Linked DNA regions of Homo sapiens: region 1 is linked to region 2. The links are chromatin loops, found by intact Hi-C in ENCODE. Cell type or tissue: natural killer cell. All regions are shown on one strand. Links, peaks and the distances in the headings refer to the core of each region. The heading gives the core; the rest is flanking DNA. Region 1 overlaps MAML3 (mastermind like transcriptional coactivator 3). Region 2 overlaps MAML3 (mastermind like transcriptional coactivator 3).

Region 1 (11,101 bases), core at 1,780-9,779, 57 kb before region 2:
GCCGTCCAGAAGGTTATTAGCCGTAAAGATTCTGTAATAAGGGTACATTTTTGTCAAGAAAGGAGCATTTTGTAGTTTGTTGTTTTCAGAGGTTGGAGTAGGCTATTATATTGGGAATTCTACAGCCCCAAGAATAAAGTCCTGGAAGACTGATGTTATGAAATTACTGCAGAATTCATTGCTGAAGCTGGACACAGTGGTTTAAATCTCTAATCTCAGCACTTTGAGAGGCTTAGGTGGGAGGATCGCTTGAGCCAAGGCCTGGGTGACAGAACAAGACGCCATTTCTAAAAATAAAAATTTTTTAAAGAATTCATTGTGAACATTACTGTCTTCACTGGAAATTCCTGTTCTGAAATGGCCAGTACTTGGTTAACCCAGGAAATTCAATGGTCACATGTCCAGTTCCTACCCAGGAGATGAAAACATTGGATCGGAAGGTTTTCTTCCTGTCTTCACTGCTCATTGGACTTTCAGGACTGGAAGAGGTCTGTGGATCACGATGAAGTCTTGTTGTCTTTTAGCTTCAGATTGGACACAGAGGTTTTAGGCTGCCACGTCTTAAAGGGGCACTAAAGGGTCCACCCGGGCTCAGCCTTGGTCACTCCCTGTACATAATTGAAATCGCTGCCCACAGAAGTCAGTGAGGTTGTGCGGAAGAGGCTGTGTAAATGACTCTGACTGTTGCTATAACAACAGTACCTTGGTCTAATTTCTTTTGAAAAATGAATTTCAGCTGGTGGGATGAAGCCGAGCCGCTTTGCCCCACAGATGAAAGCTCTGCCGCCAGGCTCCAGAGCTCTGCTGTTTACGGGCTGAATGTGTGGTGTGTACCTCCGCCTGGCTGAAAATTTTCAGAGCGGCTCAAATGACTTCCATGTTTGCCTGTATGTGAGAACGTGCCTGTCTGTCTGTGGGTATCTTCTTCATCCATGGGGGATTCATCCCGGAGAGAAAAATTCTCTCCTCCTGCCTTGGTTTCTGTTTATTAACAAAGTTACTCAAAAGACATGCAAATAATGACAGTTCCGTAATTGGTCAATGAAGGCAAGTCCCTAAGCCCCCTCAGGTTTGGAGTAAAAATCTGTTGTGAAATGGAGGATGGAGGCCTGGGAGTCAGATGCTGTCTAGAAATAAGAATTATGTCCTGTTTGCTCGCTCATTGAGACGTGTGTGTGTGTGTGCGTGTGTGTGTGCGTGTGTGTGCGTGTGCGTGCGCGCCTGCGTGTGTGTCCAGGGGAAGGAGAGAAGGAGAGAATGAGAGAAACTGGAAATTCTCTTCCAGGAGGGTAGCTCTTAGCTGCCTGGGAGTACTGCTTTATGCAAACTGCATCTCACAAGAAAGAGCAGTGTCTGGCCTCTTTGAGGGAAACACGAGGCTTTTTATCGAGTAAGAGATCTTATTTCAATACTTTTGTTTTCCAAAGGGAGATAAACATGTGATGGGATTTTATTCAAAAGCAGTCTCAGGTCTGGGCACCCTGGCTGTTCGCATCCTGCTAGGCTGGTGCACGACTTCAGTGCTGTTGAGGAAAACAGTCTTTTGGAAGGGCTGAAAACAAAAATGAGAATTCCTTATTGAAAAGAAAGGACATTTTAAGTAAACAATGAAATAAAAAGATTGTTGAATCCTCCCCAAGGGAGAGAAAAATACTCAGCCTCCCTGAAATATTGCTCCTTCCCGCCTCCCTCCTTCCAGAAAATAAACAAATCGAAACCTCACGCTTAGTTCTAACATGCCTATTCTTTGGTCTGTGTTGTTGGTGTAAGTCTCCAGCTGTGAATGATGCAGATAAGATCTGATCTTTTCATTTGCCATCCTCCTCCCTTATGGGGAGGAAAGCCTTCCCTTCTTCCTCACCAACCTCCTTTACCGGCATTTCTTTACAGCTCTAAATAAAATCCCATTAGGAATTTCAGATTGTAAGGCAAGGTCATGTATACAAGCATGTTTGAATAGAAAATGTATTCATGACTTCTAGTGGGAGATTATCAGGAGATATTCCTAAGGATATTGTTTCTTGTCCTTAAAAATAAATGTAATGTTATATGTGTGTGTATTTATGTATATGAAACAACAGAGCAGTACAGGGTTCAGATTGTGGAATGCTGATGGCAACTACCAGTCTCAGTGGAGCTTTTTCCTACAGAAAGCTACTGAGTGAAGGAAGCTACCGCTGGGATGCACACATTTGCTCTCTTCTGAAGTTTTCAGGGCTGCAGCCATCATCACTTCTCAAACACATGCTAAATTTGCAGAGTGACATCTTTCCTTGTAGAGGAAGCACAAGGCTTTTCTGTGAATCAGCCAGATCTGACTCAAAGACATGAACACATCCCCTTTAGAGCGTCATGACACAGGTGTCTAAAACACTTTCCCAGAATTTCTAAGCAGGTTTGCTGCAGTTTGATTGGGACAGAAGTCATCAGATGCAAAATAGCAGAGTAGGTGAGAGCATAGATTTGAGAGGCAGGCATAACTGAGTAGGGCTGTGCTGTGTGCCCTAGGACAAACTACCTGTCCTCTCTGAACCCATTCCTGTCCTTTAAGTTATTGTGAGGGTTAATCGAGGTAAGATATGTAAAGCACTTAGCTCAATGCCTGGCTGGTTAGCTCTCAGTCAATTAGAATATTGTATGACAATAATATATTGAAACATTTAGTAAGCAGTGAGTCAACTTCTGTGATAAAAACTTAGAAGTTTAGAGCATTCTACTGAAAACTACGTGAGATTTGAAAATCATATGGCCTTAGCATTTGCAAAGATAACAGTCTTGCTTTTAATGAGTAGTTGATAATTTTGTTAACACCAGTTTAAACTGCACGTATAGAGTTTGTGAAAAACTTTATAACTTCGGATACAGAGACTACACAGGATTCCTGTGACTTGTGATGAAAATATAATTTATTCATTCCACTGGGAGAAAGCCAGGAGCCTGTAAAAACATTTATGTATTTGGAAATTTGGAGATTTGAGGGGATCTTGGAACTTAGAGTTTCTAAATGTGGAGGACTTCAGCTGCCACTGCTCCTGATGTTTTACGATCCATTCCCAATATGTTGTTGTGCATTCAGTTGGTACTTATTACATGTTTAAGCATAATTAAAGGATAAAAACATACCTAAAGATTCAGCCACACCCCCAAAAAAGATTTAAAATATTTTTAAAGAGTCATTAAATCAGGATGTTGCTTTAGCACTTACAGCTGGAATTGGATGGGTGCTCATGTTCCAAACATTGAAAAGAGGCACCATCAGCCTTATGTACTTCCAAGACTTTTTGGGAATAGAGTTTTAAATGTGAACCATAGCAGAAAGAAAAAAGATCATGGTCATTTCTAAAAATAACCTCAAAGTACCTTAAAATGTTTTGAGTGGTTCTGTCCCCTGGGCTGGGGGCTCCGCGGTGCCCCCGTAGTCCCTTGGGACTCTGCAGCTATTATTTCAGATGCCCACTAAGAGGGTGAGGCCCCTTTAAAGAGGATCCTTTTCTTCCTGGAGGATTTCAGAATGGAGATTTTTAACTGCTTACGGCTGACACCCCCTCCAGAGATCCAGCATTTCCCACTGAACAGGTACAGGGAAGCCGCATTCTGGGATGGTCGAAAGCAGAGGTTTTAAACACTTGGCTCTTATGGCAATATTATATGTGATATATACAGATTATATACATAATTTTAAAATTCAAATTCATTTACTCATAGAGAGTAAAGTTGTTTTCTGTCTAAGTAATGTTAGGAGTCTATAAGATTACCAAGGGAGGCTTCGGGAGTTGTAATAAGATTTTTCTTTTTCTTTTCCTGTTAGTCTGCCCTGCACATAGATCTCTCTAAAACAAATGTATCCAACTTTTTTCAACATATGTGTGGCATGTGGTCACTTTTTGGCATAGACTTTGCTCTGGGGAGTGAGTTGAGCCTTTGGCACCTGGCGCAGAGCCCGACACGCAGACACAGAGCACCCCTCAGTTCACTGAATGAAAGTGAAGGGAAATATATAATGTGGAGGGGGAAATGGTCAGGGATATTACTGTGCTCAGAGAAACCTAAAATGTTTTTAAAAATACACATTTTTATGAAAAATATTCTAGAAATCCAGCAAGCTTCTGCAGAATTCAGAATCCTCTAAGGTTTCAAAAAGCCCCATCTAGAGCACTGTTTCTTAGTTCTGTTTATGAGAGCCCCCAGAGTATCACCAATCAACTCAGGAACATTTTGTAGTGACATTGGATTTGTATGTGTATGCATACTTAAAAAAATCACACCACCAACCTCACAGTGTCAGAATCCAACAGAATTATTAATCTAGATCAGAATTTCTAAAACCTGGGGAATCCTAGGCCAACAGCCCCGGAAGAATCAGGTTTTTATTCAGTTTCTTTAGATACCTGTGCCCCCACCTTGTGTCCCAATCTGGGCTACTTAATTAGAAACTATGAAGGTGGGATCAAGAAATCTGCATTTTTAACAGGTTCTCAGGTCACTAGTTACATTAAAGTTGGAAAATTACTAAAGAAAATCAAACCTCTAAATAACGCTCAAGATCCTTTCTAAGGGCACTTAAATCTAGAAGACAGTTCTGGAAATGTTTTGCGCACTCTTCCTATTCTACTCATTAAAATATCTAGCACATGAGTATTCTGGGTCATTCATTACATAAGCAGGTCAAATTCATCCATGTGTTCATAGGCTTATTACCTGCTGGTAGAATGGAAAGAGAATAAGCATGTGATAATTGATTCCAGTGAATCATCTTCTAGTTTGACCAGAACAGATCAAAATGACCAAAATGTTCTCTTTGAGCCTCTAAACTAGTTATAGCATCTGCAAGCTAAGACTCTCTTATCTTCAAGCCTTGGGAAAGACTTGTGTCTCTACCAGCTGGTGAAGGAAGCTCACTCACACTTTTGGTTGAAGAGGCTGCTATAGTGGGTGAGAACCACTTGAAGCCTTTGTATGGAAATTTAAAATTCAAGTCTGAAAATAAGCAGCGTTTGGGGTTTACATTCATGTGAAAACATGTGACCATGGTAATGTCGCTTAAAGTCTCTGGATTTCAGTTTCAGTTTTCTTTTCCACAAATCACTTCGTATGTTCTCTAGTGGTTCTCATCAGGGATTCCCTGGACCCTTAGAGTCCTCAAAAATATTAAGGAGATAGTCCATTTTCAGTATTTTAAACTAACCAACAGAAATTATACGTTTATTCTGAGAACACTATGCAGTCCAACATTTTCAAGAGCCTGCTTTGGGGATCAATTACACTAACTCATTGTGGTTATTTGAGAGCTCTTTTTAGCATTCATTCATTCATCCATGAAGGAAAATAGTTATAGTGTGATATGAATTAGAATGTCATGGAGGGTCTCTTAACCAACATCAGGAGTTGTAGGAAATGGCTGTCAAGAGAGACTGTGGAGTAGGTAATGTCTAAACTGAATTGTAAAGGACACATAGAATTGGTCAGGTGAAGAAGTTGGTTAAGTGTAAAATATGCAAAGGCTCAGAAAGAGAGAAAACAAATGTGGTATGTCCTGGGAACTGCAAATAATTAAGCATAGCTGAAAGTTTGGAGTTGAGTGGGGTTGCGGGGTAAGTCGGGGAAGATGAGAGGTAATGGCTAAGCCTGGAGAGTTTAGCTGGGATGAGGATCCAGTCAGAAGGCCTGTGTGCCAGACCTGAATGATGCTGAAGATGGTGGACAGCTTTAGAAAAGCTTAAAGTGAAGAACGGGCATGATCAGATTCACAATGTATGGAGAAAACCACAGCCACGATGCAGAGAATGGGTTGGAGGTGGCGAGACTGAGGCTGGTCAGGAGCTGCTACAGAAATTCATGAGAGACATATTGAGACTCTGAATGGGGTAGTGGCATTGTGGGCGGAAGATGAGACTAAAATTCATAGAATGGATAGTTCTTGAGGTTTAATTGGGTATGGTTGGTGGGGAAATGCTGGAACCAAGGAAGATCCCCGAAAGCACAATCTGAGAAAGCATATCACAGGTGGCATCAGAACCCCATGCCTTTGATGAGGGCATGACTGTGCTTCGTCCAGTCCTGGATGAGGGTGCAGTGTGGCTTATGGAGGAGTCAGACCTGAGTTTGAATTTGAATCTGGGTTTAGCCATCTTCTGCCCAGCCCCCTGAGTTCTGTAATTTCAGACACACTGCTTAACCCACGATGCCTCTGCAAGATGATTGTAATAAAACCTATCTTTTAGAATCATTGGGAGCAGGAGAGAAGGAATATGGTGGTTTACTAGAGTTGGACATTAGAAATTGGATGTCTTCCATCTTAGAATCTTCATTATTAATAGTAGCATCACTATCTTTATTCCCAAGCTCTGTGATCCTGCCCAACTTCGTGCAAAATCAGGGACAGGACAGTAAGAGTTTATCTGACTTGCCAGCACTGCTAAAAGTCTAATGGAATAAAAGACCTCTTTGTCATGGACACTCTGGCCCATGGAACACCTCAAGAATCTGCTAGGATTGGGGGCCCCCGTGTCAGCAGAGGCCTGGTAATCTTAGCCATGCTCCTCCTTGCTGTGGGTGTCATGCACCCTCGCCCACCACACCCTCTCCAAAACACTGCCCCTTTCCCTGTAGAACCATCCAGCCAGCACATAGCCTTCCCCACAGGTTTGTGGTGAGGATAAAATATGATTCTGTGTGAAAGTTCTTTGTAATTCCAAAGGCACAGCTATTCTTATTACTACTGGTTTGGACATAATGCACAACCCTCCCACTCCCCATTCTGTCTCTCTCTGCCTCTCAGTTTCACTGTCTGTCTTTCTCTCTCTCTCTCACACACACACACCACATACCACACACACACACACACACACACACCAGTTTCACAGAAACAAGCCATCAAGCCACACTAAATGAGGGACTTGCGCTGGAGCCATTATGGAAGATGAATTGTTTCCTTCAGAGTAATTGACACATGATAGCAGCCCATATTGTCATAGGCATTGGATGAACAGCATACTTCAGCTCCTGGCACCACAGCTTCACCTAATGGGAGAAAACATTTATATGTAATAATAGTAATACAAGAGCAAGGAGGCTGATGCTCAGGAAAGAGTTTCTGTGATTCTTCCACGAGGGTGCAGTCATACTAAGAGGCTTCGGGCTTTGCGAGGCAGAAGGGCCAGGGACTTCCTAAGATAAGGCTATTTGGGATGAGACTCTGCCCTGAGTCTTGAGGAGAGGAAAGTCACAGGGACATTTCCCTGTGCGCAGCCAGGCATTCCCATGTTCTCTGAGCAGGGAGCTTGTGAATCAGCCTTCTCAGCCACATAGCTGGCTCTGTGTCTCCCTCTCCGCCTCCCTCTGTCTCCCATGAGGAACATAAAGAGAATTAGACTCCCAGACCACCTTTCCATATAGCAAAGGATGATGAGGCAGACAGAAGGGATGCTAAGATTGCTCTGCTATTTTGGACATAACAAAACAAAACATAAAAATTATAGCACAGCATCTTCGATAATGTCTTTCTTATATTCCAAAATGCAGATACATGAAATATATAAATCAAGATTTGGGTTAAAGGGGCATGCAGTGGAGAACTTTAGGCCCTGGAGGAAAGGGAACACTCGGAGGCTCCAATCAGGTGGCATGCTGAAAATGTATTTGATTCGAACCTCAACGATCTAGCCTCTGCTGTTCTACAATCTAGGACATGAATGCATTAGCACTTGGACTTGAATTGCAAATTTGATTTTTGTTGTTCATATTAAAAAAGCTACATCAGATGCTTAGAAAACATTAGGGTTTTGCTGGCTAGAGAACAGAAATACCCTACCTATTTGTGTTTTGAAGATCCAGTAAGCATTCCTTCTCAGTTGCAGTTGTAACTATTTGTATCACTGAATTTTGAAAATGGTAAAGCTAAGACTTAGTGGGTGTTTACTGGTATCAGGTGTGAGGCTAAGTGCTCCCTACATTATTTCATTTAACCTCAGACTCACGGTAACTCTGTGAGCTAGATATTATTGACCCACTTTGCAGGTAAGGAAACCAAGGCTTAGGAGAGGTTAAATAAGTTTTCCAGGATTCATTTATTCAACATGTATTTATTGTCTATTCTGAGCTACTGGAAACAAAATGGAAGAACCCCTGCCTTCATGTAACTTATATTCTAATGGAAGGTATCATAGCCAACATTTCTTAAGAACCAGACAATATTGATATGTATTAGCTCCTAGGTAGGTGATGTTGGATTTGAACTCAAGCTTTCTAACTCCAGAGCCAGTGCTCCTGTTTCTCTAATTCTCACTGTACTGCCTCACCCAGCTGCTCACTCAGCCGTAAGAGGTGAAACTTGGGTTTCCAGCCAGAACTGCCTGACTGTATGGTCTTGGCCACCACCATTTTACAGAGAAACAAATGGACCAGCTTCGTTTCCTTCTCTGTCCTGCTCCATTCATTGCATGACCTGGAACAGAGTCATGGACTTGGACTTTCTAAAATCGAGTCAGTTCATTGTTAAGACAAATGCTTATGTTTTGAAGGTTAACATCACTCCAGGAGGTGCCAAAAGCCCTAACCTTCATTTCCTTTAAGTCCTAAAGCTGTGATATTTGATCTTGCTGCTATGTTTGGAGCTATGTTCAAGTATCTTCCATACTTCTGATCAAAACCATGGTATCTTGCCTTGTCCAATAAATAATATCATTTTCTAGCAGTTTCTGTGTAATACAATGAGTTGAGCCAGTATTTTTTTTTCCGTCAAATTCTAACATGTTCCCGTTAGGGCCTTGTGTTCAGCAGTTCGAGGGTCTCTATCAAATGACTATGGGCTGTGTTTGATGTTGTAAAAATATAAGATTTAGGAACAAGGGTTAGACTGGACTTTTACTCAAGGGCCCTTTCTACTCTGTTTACTTTTCTTTCTTTCTTTCTTTCTTTCTTTCTTTCTTTCTTTCTTTCTTTCTTTCTTTTTTAAGATGGAGTCTTGCTCTGTCAGCAGGCTAGAGTGCAGTGGCACGATCTCAGCTCACTGTAGCCCCTGCCTCCCAGGTTCAAGTGATTCTCCTGCCTCAGTCTCCTGAGTAGCTGGGACTATACAGGTGTGTGCCACCACCCCAGCAAAATTTTGTATTTTTAGTAGAGACGGGGTTTCACCGTGTTGGCCAGGATGGTCTCAATCTCTTGACCTCGCGATCTGCCCACCTCAGCCTCCCAAAGTGCTGGGATTACAGGCGTGAGCTACTGTGCCTGGCCATACTTTTCAAATATAATCATCTACTTATGAAAAAGCACCTAGCAGTAAAATGACACTTTGTGAACTTTACCGCATCTGCACATTAGTTTTATTATCCATGGTGCTCCTCTAGAGGCCTGGCAGTTTCACATGTGAGTGTTCAGGTGTCAGGGGCAGAGGGAATCCTCCCCCTCTCTTGCATTGGTTCTGTAATACACGGCACCTTGCCAAGAATAAGAGAGTACCCGAGTGGAAAGACCACTAAGCCTTTTCTCTCCTACCCTGTCATTCTGTCTTCTGCCTGCAACTATGTAAAGTCACTGAAACCCTTCTAACCCCTCCCAGTTGCCCCTCTGTCACTCAGCAAGCATCTCCCCAGTAGCTATTCTATGCCAAGCTCTTTCACCACGGCCACATGCACTGGCCCTTTCTGACAGAAAGGAAAGCAGCACACAGATGAGTTAGGTTTATAATTGATAAATCCATAGAGTTAGCAAGACTTCATAACTGGACTTTTAAAATGAGTCCAGTTAAGTGGATAACACTCTTTAGGGTAAGAGATCTATCACTCCCAAAACCAGGAATGTAGAGGCTGGAATCAGGCATTCCTTATGGTCAATGGGGCTGCCTCCTGCTCAGATTCAAACTCTTCTCTTAGCCCTGTGAATTAGACAATAGAATGATTCATTCCATTTGCAATTGTTTATTAACCCCTGCCATGAACCTGAGGACTGGGTGCAGGCCTGTGGTGCTTACACAGTAAGCACGTCAGCCACGGTTCCTACCTTCTTGGAACTCACCAAACAGACACTTAAGCAGCTGCCCCAAAGTGTGAAAAAGCTATGGTAGTGAAGTACAGACTGCTTGGAAAGACCTATTTCAGGACATCCAACCTAGTATAGTTGGTCAAGGAAGGCACCTAACATATAACTAGGGTGGAGAAGAGTATAAGAGAAGATTTCCTAGAGTAAGTGAAATCTAAGATCTAACCTGAAAAATAAGCAGCTATTACCCAGGGGAAGAGGAGAGGGAGCAGGAGGACGTTCCAAGAAAACAAAACAACATGGACAATGCCCTAGAGGCAGAAGGAAGCTTAGCACCGTAAAGGTGAAAGAATTCTAGGCTCTGAAGAGAAACCGGAGTATCAGCACCTTTAAGGAACTATAAGTCTCAAGAGAGTTTATGGAAAATGTAGGGTAAGGGAGAAGAGGGGAGGAGATGCTGAATAGAGAGGCAAAAAGGTGAGCCTGGAAAGATGAGCAGGAGCCAGGTGGTTTTTGGCAAGAGTCAGTTTGGACTTTTTTTTTTTTTTTTTTTTGAGACGGAGTCTCGCTCTATCACCCAGGCTGGAGTGCAGTGGCACGATCTCGGCTCACTGCAAGCTCCACCTCCCGGGTTCATGCCATTCTCCTGCCTCAGCCTCTCAAGTAGCTGGGACTAAAGGCGCCCGCCACCACGCCCGGCTAATTTTTTGAATTTTTTTTTTAAGCACAGATGGGGTTTCACCGTGTTTGCCAGGGTGGTCTCAATCTCCTGACCGCGTGAGCCACCGCTCCCGGCCCCGATTTGGACTTTAACCTAAAGACAGTGGAAATCATTGCAGAGTTATACACAAGAAAGGCAGTCTATTTTTTTTTTTTTTTTTTGGAAAATGTGGCATTATAAGGAGTAGATTCAGGGAACACAAAACAGTAAATAAAAAAATAGACTAAAGAGCAAATGAATGGAGGCAAAGCGTAAAAGACGAGTTAGAAGATGGCTGCAACAATCTAGTAAGAGATAATGGTATCCTGGCCAAGGACAGTAACAGTAAGGGAGGAAGGAGATGAGGGGGCATATTAGTTATATTTTGGAGGTGGAATCCATAGGACTTGGTGATTGCTGACGTGG
Region 2 (11,101 bases), core at 917-8,916:
GAGCATTTCAAACTCTGAGTTCTCTGTTTATATAGATGTTGGGATTTCCTCCCACTCCTAAAAATATATTCTAGATGAAGGGGTTAAAGATCAACATTACCCTGCTAAACCTTACTCTGACTCAAGATTTACTTAACGAACTGTAATTTTACTACTGCACAGATTCAATCTGTTGAGCAAATAAAAATCATTTTGAAAATGACCTATGTATTTATTCAGTTTGTATTTCAGAATTATCATAATATCAGGTATAAGGGGATTGTGGTACCAATGAAACTATTCTATACCATTCACCATAGATTTATAAAGGAGACTACAAAAGAGAAAATAAGAGATGACATCATATGAAGTGCTTTAGTTCAGATAAAGGAAACATCCAAAAATACTGAGATGAGTAAAATTTTATTCAAAGTAGGTTCCTGCTTTGTCTTGATCTCAATCCATTCTAACTCCTGATGTCATTTACCGTGTGAGATCTTAGTACAATCATGAAAAGAATATGAGCATTTATCAAAACTCTCTGACATCTGTATGTTTAGAAATGAACTTACACAGCAAAATATGATTTCCTTGCACTTATTTAATTTTTCTAACTTCAATTTCTACCTATGTGTCTCTGCCAGTTTGACCTGATTCAGACACCCAGAACTTGAATAAAGAAGCCCTCTTCTATTTTCATTCTTAATGAATATACCTTTTCCCATGTCCACATTGAGCCTCCCTTCTGTGTACTCTGTCTAATGCAGCCACATGTCTAGTTCCCCCTCTCTGTCACCACCCTCACTTCTTCTTTCCCATCTTCTTACTTCTTTGGTGTGACCTCTCTGTAGGACAACATGCCATTTCTGATTCCCCACACACATACCCTATCATTGATACCTACCCTCAGGATTAGATTCTGTCTAAGTAATTTGTAGAGCCATCAGGCTTTAGTAAGTATTGGACTGCAAGTCAACACCCATTATCTCATCAAAAGGGATGCTGTGTTGGGGCAGAGGGAGAGAGAGAGAGAGAGACAGAGAGAGAGACAGACAGAGAGAGAGAAAGAGAAATAGAAAGTCTCTTCCAGGAGAAAAACCATATTGATGATATCAAAAGGAAAGGAAGGTGAATAGTGTGAGCCAGAATAGGACTAAACAAATGGCAGGCTTTTGTTCAGCTCTCTGGCATCTGGACAGCAGCTCTCTGCTTCTTACTCAACCTGTCCCCAGGCTCTCTGCAGTCTTGTCTTCTGGTCTCATTTTATGTCATCCCACTATTGATGAACAGAAAATTTGGGCAGCTGCCCACCATCCCTATATCCCACCCACACTGTCAACAACAGCATGTGAAGAGGAGCCATGTGGCTGCAGTGGTAAGGAAGGTACAGTCTATGACCAAGAAAGAGACACTAAGTAGATGATTAAGAGCAGTACACACTGCTCTGACAGCCTTATTGTCACAACTGATTTTCAGGATGTTGGCAGTGATTCTGAAGCCTGTAGAAATTATCAGGTTTTAAGGGATTGAGAGTTCACCAGTGGTCCACTCTTGGTGAAGTAGGATGCCTTGCTTGGTATTGTTAACTCCCACATCATCTCTGTGCCAAGAAAAAGACAGCACAATGCCACCAACATCTAAACAGTGGCATCTAATTGATTTCAATCTTAGTTCAACAGTGTGACCAGAAGGATGTTTCAATTACCATCACCATATGGGACACTGAGTGTCTGATTAGTAGGGATGCTCCTGTTCTTCATTCTTTAGGCAACTACTCATTATTGCATAAGATGTTGTCTCTGATGATGAAATTGTATCCCAATGGACTCAAATAGTATGCATAGAAACTTGAAGGTGTTTCGCTTACAGCCAGAGTGCAACAGAGGTTTTGGAACAAGCTGGGTCCTACCAGAGCCAGAGGTGTAGCAGCTGCAGACTTCCACTCTACCCGCACCTCACATATTAGTTGTGAATTTGATAAATGCCATCCTGAAGAGCAATTGATTTATTAATTAGCTGATTCAGAATGTTCTTAGGACTCATTTGGGATATGGAGTCATTATAATTTAAAAATGTCAGCGCAGTGCAATAGAAGATGAAAATGGCACCTCCCAGGGGCCCTGTGGGCCAAGCTTTCTCCTTTGGTGAGTGGGGTTTCTCTCGATGGCTACAATGCCGTCCATGGGAAGTTGCTTCATCAGACCCAAACAGTGAGGTCTCAGGAAGTGAAGAAATGCTCATTTTTTGAAACAGAAGCTGAGGTCCAGACTAGGACGTGATCAGACCAAGCAGGACAGTAATAATTTGGTTATTAAACTGGAGATAGTAGCAATTTCATTAGAAGACTCCGAATTAAGATACTTCAGGAGTCATTTCTAGAGAAACCCCAACTGTATATAATTACCTACATCTATGAACAGGTAATCCTATAAATTTTCTAGCAAAACAGTTGGTGAACTAAGAAGGGAAAATATGGGCTAGATTAACTTATTATGAATGTTAATTCATCAGGTTTTGGGTTTTACTTTTGCCTTGTCCTTAAACATGGGTAATTAAGACCTGTCAGTAGTGTAAGTTGGGATTTGAGTTCAGGATTTTGGAAATATTCTAATTCCCTGTATTGGGACTAGGTAGTAAATCTAAAATTGTGATATATCAAGTTATTTTCTGGTGTGTTTTCTAAATTTGAGCACATGGACCCGAGAGTAGACACATCTTAGTATGTACTCAGCTTTGGGCAAAAGATAGATGGCGTCACCTTTCTTCGCATGCTGAGCTCCATAGTAGATTGAGGACTTGGGTTGGAAGCAGTAAGGTAATTGCCAAAGCCCCATTATCAGGTGGGTACACGTAGAGCTTTTGGGAGGAACAGATGCCATAAGTTATCAGTTTAGTCTTACCTTCTCTTTAGAGGGAAAAGAAGTTGGAGAAAGCGTCTGCAGCTAACAAAAGGAACTGGCCTTGGCTGGACGTGGTGACTGGGGACTGTAATCCCAGCACTTTGGGAGGCTGTGGTAGGCGGATCACCTGAAGTCAGGGGTTCAAGACCAGCCTGGCCATCATGGTGAAAACCCCCCGACTTTACTAGAAATACAAAACTTAGCCAGGCATGGTGGCACACACCTATAATTCCAGCTACTCGGGAGGCTGAGGCAAGAGAATCACTTGAACCAGGAGGCGGAGGTTACAGTGAGCCGAGATGGCGCCACTGCACTCCAGCCTGGGCAACAGAGTGAGACTCTGTCTCAAAAAAAAAAAAAAAAAAAAAAAAAAAAAAAAAAGGCAAGCGGATAACTTGAGGCCAGGAGTTCGAGCCTGACCAACACGGTGAAACCTCATCTCTACTAAAAACACAAAAATTAGCTGGGCGTGGTGGCACACACCTATAATCCCAGCTACTTGGGAGGCTGAGGCATGAGAATCACTTGAACCAGGAGGCGGAGGTTGCAGTGAGCCAAGATTGCACCACTGCACTCCAGCCTGGGTGGCAGAGCAAGATCCTGTCTCAAAACAAATAAAAATAAAAATAAAAATGCCTCCTTTCTAGGATTGTGGGAAGAATTAAACTAGATAATGAGTAGATGCTCATGAATGCAGTAAACGTGAGTTCTCTTCTCTTTCTGTTTTTAGATATGTGATACAGTCACTTACCCATTCCATAATTAGTTTCCTTGTATGTAAAATCAGGGGATAATAATGTCAACAAATAGTTATCTGCTTAACATTGTTTTATTAAAAAGCAGGTATGTTCGCATGAATAAAACAACCTTCCCTTTTAAACTCCTTGTTTGGCATCCTCAAACCTCTCAGCTTGTTTCAGATGGGAACTTCAACCCAATATCAGGTCACAGTGCCCAGGTTGATCTGTACTCCGTGTGGGCTCTGAAAGCATCACCCCTGCAGAGGCTGGAAGCCCTAGTCTTCCCAGGGGATGCCTTGTCTGCAGGTACTGCCCCCAGCCTGCAGTGAACTCTGGACCTTTTATTGATCCTGTGTGCATCTGGCTCCACTCTGATACCAGGAAGAATGGGGGTTGCTGGCCCTGGACTTGGTCCTGGACAAATAAATGTGTTTGTCAAAGCCCTTTCCTGACATCGGTTGTCTCTAGCCCAGGTGGCACTGTGGAGGGTAATTAGTTCTCTTTATTAGAGGGAACATCAGGAAGCTCTGCGCTGCTCACCGTGGACACATGTAAAAAGATTTTGTTAATGCAGCTGTTACTTGCCTTTTCATTATGCTAATGGGCAGCCTGTAAGAAATGTAACTTCCTGTCACTGGCACCAAGCAACACCTATCAGACAAAGCATTGTTTCTTCTCACTGTTGATAAGTGTGACTTGTGGGGACCAGCGATAGGATGCTCATTTTTATCTGCTAAGTGCACAGCGCTTGTAAAAAACCAGCAGTGGCCTTGTTACCACTTGACGTGACACTAGGTTTAGCTGTTTACATTGACACACTGCTGCACCCTTTTAGAGCTGCAGCCAGGGGTCAGATTCATTAGAAAGCGTCAGCGCCGATAGTGAAGCAGCATCTGGTGGGATTCTCTCTGCTCTCCTGTTGGAAGCAGCAAGGCAAGGCGCTTGCATCTTGAAATGGGTGATTTTTAAATCTTTTCTTCGTTTGATTATTTGAGAACCCCTGTTTGTTCCTTGACCCTACATGAAGAAGATGAGAGAGAAAGAGCTGGACATAGCATTCACCCCAGTGATGAAGAATGGGAATGTTGGGGCCTGCTGTTTGTTGCTTTTCTTTTTGCTGATGTGTGGCTCTTCGTTGCCCAAAAGGTCTGCAGAGAGGGAGTTAAATGCATGTGTTTTTCTTGCACAGCAGCAAGGCTAAAATGTGGAAGTAAGCTAAGTAAACCTTTATAATTAGTCCTTTATGTCTTTCTCCTTTTGCCTCCCTATGTATGAGTATTGCCTTGATAAATTTGGTGACCATACTTCCCTTATAATGCTGGAAGCCACATATCTTTTGGTTCTATGTTGTTATCCCTTTAGTCATTTAGGATATGGAGGATGATCACCCAGAATCCTTGGTTCATTTTGCAATCACTGTGACCAGATGAGTTGCTGATAACCTAGAGCAGCCAGAGTGCTTGTTGCATTAAGAGCCAGAGCCCAGGCCTTCACTTTTGCCACATGTGACTCTATGTCCATGAAACTATGTGCAGGACAATGCACACGGCAATTGAGAAGGTTCTGGAGACCTTTCATAATGTTGTGTGAGGGCTCGCTGGCCACCATGGCAGAGAGAGCAACATCCTCCTTACCTTCAGAAACCTCTGGCACCACCAGCATTGCTGACATATCTCACGCCCTGTCACAGCTTCTTAGTTCAACAGGCTGCAAAAGCTCCTCCCCACCTCCACCTGTTCATAAGGATGTAAGGATAATTAGTGCATTTTCTCAAGTTCAATGATACACTCATTTTGAAAAGCAACTACCGCATTATCCTGCCCTTGCCCTTGGGAACTGGATCCCTTCATTTGTCGAGAATACCCCTTGCCAGGCCTTTTCATCTAGCCGCTGCTCACACTGCACCGGGGCTTCTGTCTGGGTGATTCTTGCTGGGTCATGCCAGGAGGTATTTGGCATTTCCCTAAAGCCCATCATGTGAAGTAAGAGTACCACCGAATCACGAAGCTCTGAGAAGTTTTGTTAAGATCAGTCATGGCTTGATCAGTCCAAGCATTAGGATACCTAGTTTGCAAGTCCAGTGTTGTCCACCTGGCCTGGAATTTACCAACTGCTCTGTGGAGAGCTCTCATCCCACTTATGAACTGTGCTGCTTATATCTGCACTTTCTTTTTCTGTATGCCCAGTACGTAGCTATGAAGGGAGGATCCCAGGGGCCAGAAGCCAGGGGACCATGTAGTGTCTTAGTGTGGTTTATATGTCATTGCAGTCTCCATCCAGGTCTTTTCCAGATCCTGGGATGCTGCCAAGAATTTCCATGCACAGGAAGACAGAGATGGTCATGGTGATATACAGACTTATACAGAAGACGTTTTTCTATCTTTGGGGGGCTTTTGACCCCTTTCCACTCACTTGAATTCACACAGAATAATTATATGCTCTTCTGAGGGCTTACTGCTGGGTCAGAAAAGCAGGGAGAGTTGCTTTTGGATAGTAATCCCCACTGCTGGCCACCAGCAGCTGCAGCCTCCACAGCAGCTGCTTCCCCTCGCCTCCATGCCACCATCTCCCCTTCATATCCACTATCTCCTTGTCTCTCTGCAGGTCATTTATAATCAGCAGTCATGGCGTACAGGCCTCATTAGTGATATAGCCATTCCTTCAGTGCTTCAGAAATAATCATTTAGAAAAAAATGCACGGTTTCCATCCCTTGAGAGCCCATGAGTGATGAATTTATTTCAGTTTGGCTGGCTTGGCTGTCTTGCTCAGCCTTATTTCCATATTTATTTCAACAAACAATGTAGGGTGGGAACAAGAAAACACATGCTGGGTGTACACACACGCTGCATATCTGCTCCCTAAGTTGATTCCTCTTGGGGAAGGATGAAAAGGAATGCCAACGAAAGAACCCTCCATTAAAAAAAAAAAAAAAATCTGTTGGACTTGGATGGGGTGCTGTATAGCAGAAGATGAGCTAGTTCACGATGATTTGTATTTGAGAAGGTGTGGGTAACATGGCAAAAGCAATTGATCCTTAGCCCCCCATTCTGGTAGTGGTGTTTCAAGAGTACTTTTGCCCCTCAACCCCCTTGCTCCCGGAGGATCTGATTTATGTCATGGTGGACAGCAATGGACTTTTGATGCCAACAGAGGATCCGGTGCTGCTGTCTGAATCTTTCACCTAGACCTTGTTCCTTGTGATGAGTGGGGAGGGGCGTGTGTGGGGCTCACAGGCTGCTCTGATGAGGAATGATGCCAGCGCGTTCTTGATGGCAAGTGGTGTCCATGAATCAGACTTGCAGATGTGCAAGCCACCTGGCTTCAAGCAGTCAGCTCTCTTAAGACATTTAAGCTTGACTGAGGATTTGGCTAAGGCTTGGCACTTAGCCCACCTGAATTTTTTAGGGTAAATGTTTTCAAGTGACTTCAGCCAAGGGTCAGAAGAGAAGATCTCAGAAATCTGTTTAGAACTATGTTGCTGACACTATGTCAAGGGGCCAAGCAAACCACAACACCATTGTTAACCTCACCATTACAAATCAAGGGAAGGGAGGAGGACACCACATCTTGATTCTGTGGGGATGCTTTGAAAGTGGCAGTGCGTGTTTTATAGTAACAATAATAATAATAAAAGTTTTTCTATTCTAGGATGAAAGGAAATAGAACATGCAGAACAGTATCTTGTCCCAAACATAGCAGAACACCATTTTTCCTATGGAAAACTTGGACAGTGCAACCAATTTACCAGAGAAAGAATGGAAAAAGCATCTTAGAAGAACCAGGAATAAAAATTTTTGATTCAGGGACCTGAACAGCAACACTTTCAGAATCTCTTGTTCTCAGAAATGCATTTTACTAAGCTTAAGATTCCTTTTTCTAAGAAAAAATGGCTTGCTTTCCTCAAACTAAACAAAGCAGGGAGGCTCAGGGGTGAAGAAAAAGATGAATTGAGCAATATCTAATGGATACGCTCCTCCCCAAAATTAGACTCCAAATGATATGAGACAGAGGGAATATCTCAAGGGTAGGGAATCATCTGTAAGATAGGGCAATACTGCCGAAATGCAGTATTTTCAAGGAAATAAACCCCAAAATAAAGCTAAAAATCTAGTGCCTGGTCGAAAATTAACTGTAGATCCACTTACATGCTAATATCACAATTAAGAGTAGCCTTGGGACCAAATGAAAATCTCCTTTATTAACAGAGGGAGCCTTGTTAGAACAGCACATACAAGGTGGCCTCCAGCTACCTTGTGTCATCCTATAATGGTGATCTGGGAAAACATGTCCCAACCCAGGCTTGGCCGATGTACCCATGCTCTCGCTGGGAGCCTCATCTAACATGAATAGATCTCCCAGCCAGCTTATGCTCAAGCCTTTCCATCTAAGCAGACAGTACAGAATGACTCTTATTTACCCAGCCAAAAAGATTTTCATTATCCATATAAATATATATGTATATATTTTTTTCTTTTCTTTTTTTGAGACCGAGTCTCACTCTGTAGCACAGGCTGGAGTGCAGTGGCGTGATCTCGGCTCACTGCAAACTCCAACTCCCAGGTTCAAGCAATTCTCCTACCTCAGCCTCCCAAGTAACTGGGATTACAGGCATGCGCCACCATGCCCAGCTAATTTTTGTATTTTTAGTAGAGACAGGGCTTCACCATGTTGGCCAGTCTGCTCTTGAACTCCTGACCTCAGGTGATCCGCCTGCCTCGGCCTCCCACAGTGCTGGGATTACGGGCATGAGCCACAGTGCCTGGCCTATCCTTATAATAGTATTATAAAATATTCCTGTGATGTAGGAGAAAGTGCCTTTCTTTGCCTTATCTGATTGCTGAACTGTGCTCTTGCGGTAAAAGTGATTTTGTTTTGTTTGTTTGTGTGTTTGTTTGTTTGGTTTTGGAGATGGAGTCTTGCTGTGTCACCCAGGCTAGAGTGCAGTGGCATGATCTCAGCTCACTGCAAGGTCCACTTCCCGGGTTCATGCCATTCTCCTGCCTCAGCCTCCCAAGTAGCTGGGACTACAGGCGCCCACCACCAGGCCCAGCTAATTTTTTTTGTATTTTTAGTAAAGACAGGGTTTCACCGTGTTAGCCAGGATGGTCTCGATCTCCTGACCTCGTGATCCGCCCGTCTCGGCCTCCCAAAGTGCTGGGATTACAGGTGTGAGCCACCACGCCGGCCAGGAAAAGTGATTTTGATAGGGATGGTGTTGGGCTTAGTATTGGAGTTAGTAATTCTTTTTTTTTCTTTTCTTTTCTTTTTTTTTTTTTTTTTGAGACAGAGTTTCATTCTTGTTGCCCAGGCTGGAGTGCAATGGCATGATCTCAGCTCACAGCAACATCCACCTCCCAGGTTCAAGTGATTCTTCAGCCCCAGCCTCCTGAGTAGCTGGGATTGCAGGCATGCACCACCAAGCCCGGCTAATTTTGTATTTTTAGTAGAGATGGGGTTTCTCCATGTTGGTTAGGCTGGTCTCAAACTCCCAACCTCAGGTGATCTGCCCTCCTTGGCCTCCCAAAGTGCTGGGATTACAGGCTTCAGCCACTGCACCCGACCAGAGGTAGTAATTCTTTAGCAAATTAAAGATCTGAAAGTTTCTCATACTGTCTAAGAGAAATAGCCAAATAGCAGTAGCAACTTAGTAAGTGTGAATGATGCTGTATTCCACCAAGAACAACATAGGCCCGGGCTCTCCAGCATTCCTACATCTCTGGAGAAGGGCACAAGAGCCAGGAAGCCAGAAAGGCCCCTCGCCATTCTATCAAAGGAGGGCTCCAGCACTTGGCTAACCTCCTGGGGCTGGCTTGCTGGAACTGTGGTATGCCATTTTTAATTGGTAATTTGACCTCCCCAAAACATGGCATTAAGACAGCAGAAGTTGATAATTGAATAAAGAGGATCATCATTGTTGTTTTGAATTGGAAATAGTTCTCATAACAACCCTCTGAGGGTATTTCCTGTCACCACCCTACCTCCTGCCCCAGTAATCCTATACTGCAGAGGTCTGTGATTTTTATGGCATTGATGCTTTTCTCCCAATTGCCCCTTCTAGCTTTTTTCATTTACTGATGAGCTGGCAGACGATAGGCGGGTGAAACAGACAAATTGATTGAGGAGCTGAAATGTAGATGTGTGTCTGGTCTCTATAACACCTTTGGGGTCCTGTGTGAATTTACCTGTTTATTTATGTGTCTGTTATTTTGGTTCACTTTATGATGTAGTTTATCTATAGAAACTGCCGTGAAAGTGAAGAGACAGAATGGTGAGGTTCAATATCTTCTTACTGGCATTTCAGCCCTAGAGGGCCAAGGGTCACATGATCTACCACCTTTACTGGCTTCCCTGATAAGGTTCTGTGTCATCCGCTGTCTCCTGCACAGTCCCATTGGCCCCCTGTGGTGCAGTCCCCAGACCCCTCACCAGGCACCTTCATGAGTAAGCATCAAAATGTATTCCTGAGTCTCAGCTCCCTGAATTATAATGTTATTCTCTTTTCCATTATATAGATGGAATTTTTCCCATCATCTTTGCGTTTAAATTGACTTCCTTTGAGCCACAATCAGTTCCTTCATGAAGATAACATTTGACTCTTCTGTCATTGTATGAAGAAAATTAAGGCCTTCTTTGGAAAAGTTATATGAAACTTTGGGGGACATGCAGCAGGATGCAACAGAAAAAACTCTCAAGTCAAAGACCTCACCCTACCTAGTTACTCATTTAGCCTCAATGACCATAGGCCACCGAGTAAAAATAGGGCAGGTCCCCGTTGATAAATTGGAGAAGTCAAATTAGATCATCTCTAGTCTCCTTTCAGCCTTAAAACTATTTTTCCAGTCTGTATAGTATTATCATGGGTATCTGTATATTAGGACCCACACCAGAATGGACTTTTAACCTCAGTTATGGACTAGTCTGTTTTCTGGTTCATAGAAAGCCATAGGTTCAGAGTCTGGAAGGAATATAACAAGAACTGAAACAAAATCAGCCTCGGGACGCCTCAAATAATAAATGAAAGCTGAGCTCACATGTCTTTAGTCAGTCAGCAGTGTTCATTGAACACTTAGAATTTGTAGCATAATATCAGGCGCCCTGAGGCATAAACTAAAACTCATTCACTACCAACTTGGGACAGAAGTATAAACATGCATGCAACCAAGCGTGCTTATGCACACTGCTGACACACAGGGCCATCCCTGAGCTGGGATGAAGGGGTCACCTCTCTTCAGCCCCTGCTCTTAGTGAAAACATTTACTTTAGTTAAACTTTAGTTCATTCTAGTTAAATCCAAAACACTATGCAAGAACACACATCAGAAGTGGGGAGATCCCCCTTGTCTTGTTCCCCTCTCCCTATAAGTGGGATTTTTGCCAGAGCTGCTTGTTTCCTCAGCCAACAGGAAACATATTAGTACAACATGAATGAAAGTCCAGAACTCTTTTAAGATTACTTTTCCCTTTGCAGTGATCAAAATTAAC

What was found. Peaks named below come from ENCODE experiments on the same cell type or tissue, not always from the same donor. Only the 100,000 strongest peaks of a DNase experiment are listed, where the experiment ranks them.
Region 1: it touches region 2 in a loop (8-fold over the local background); 1 of 110 quality-filtered maps calls a loop at or near these places.

What each region holds. Positions count from the first base shown.
Region 1 is chr4:139,892,359-139,903,459 of GRCh38, reverse strand. All of the region lies in intron 1 of MAML3 (mastermind like transcriptional coactivator 3), which reads left to right. Among named protein-coding and RNA genes, the nearest start is that of MAML3-AS1, 230 kb to the left of the region's middle. In natural killer cell, for the core only: no CTCF peak of the experiment used is centred there; no DNase peak of the experiment used is centred there; H3K4me3 peaks cover 320 bases; H3K27ac peaks cover 951 bases.
Region 2 is chr4:139,834,922-139,846,022 of GRCh38, reverse strand. The region is part of intron 2 of MAML3 (mastermind like transcriptional coactivator 3); the gene reads left to right. Among named protein-coding and RNA genes, the nearest start is that of MGST2, 170 kb to the right of the region's middle. In natural killer cell, for the core only: a CTCF peak has its summit at 4,538; no DNase peak of the experiment used is centred there; H3K27ac peaks cover 1,785 bases.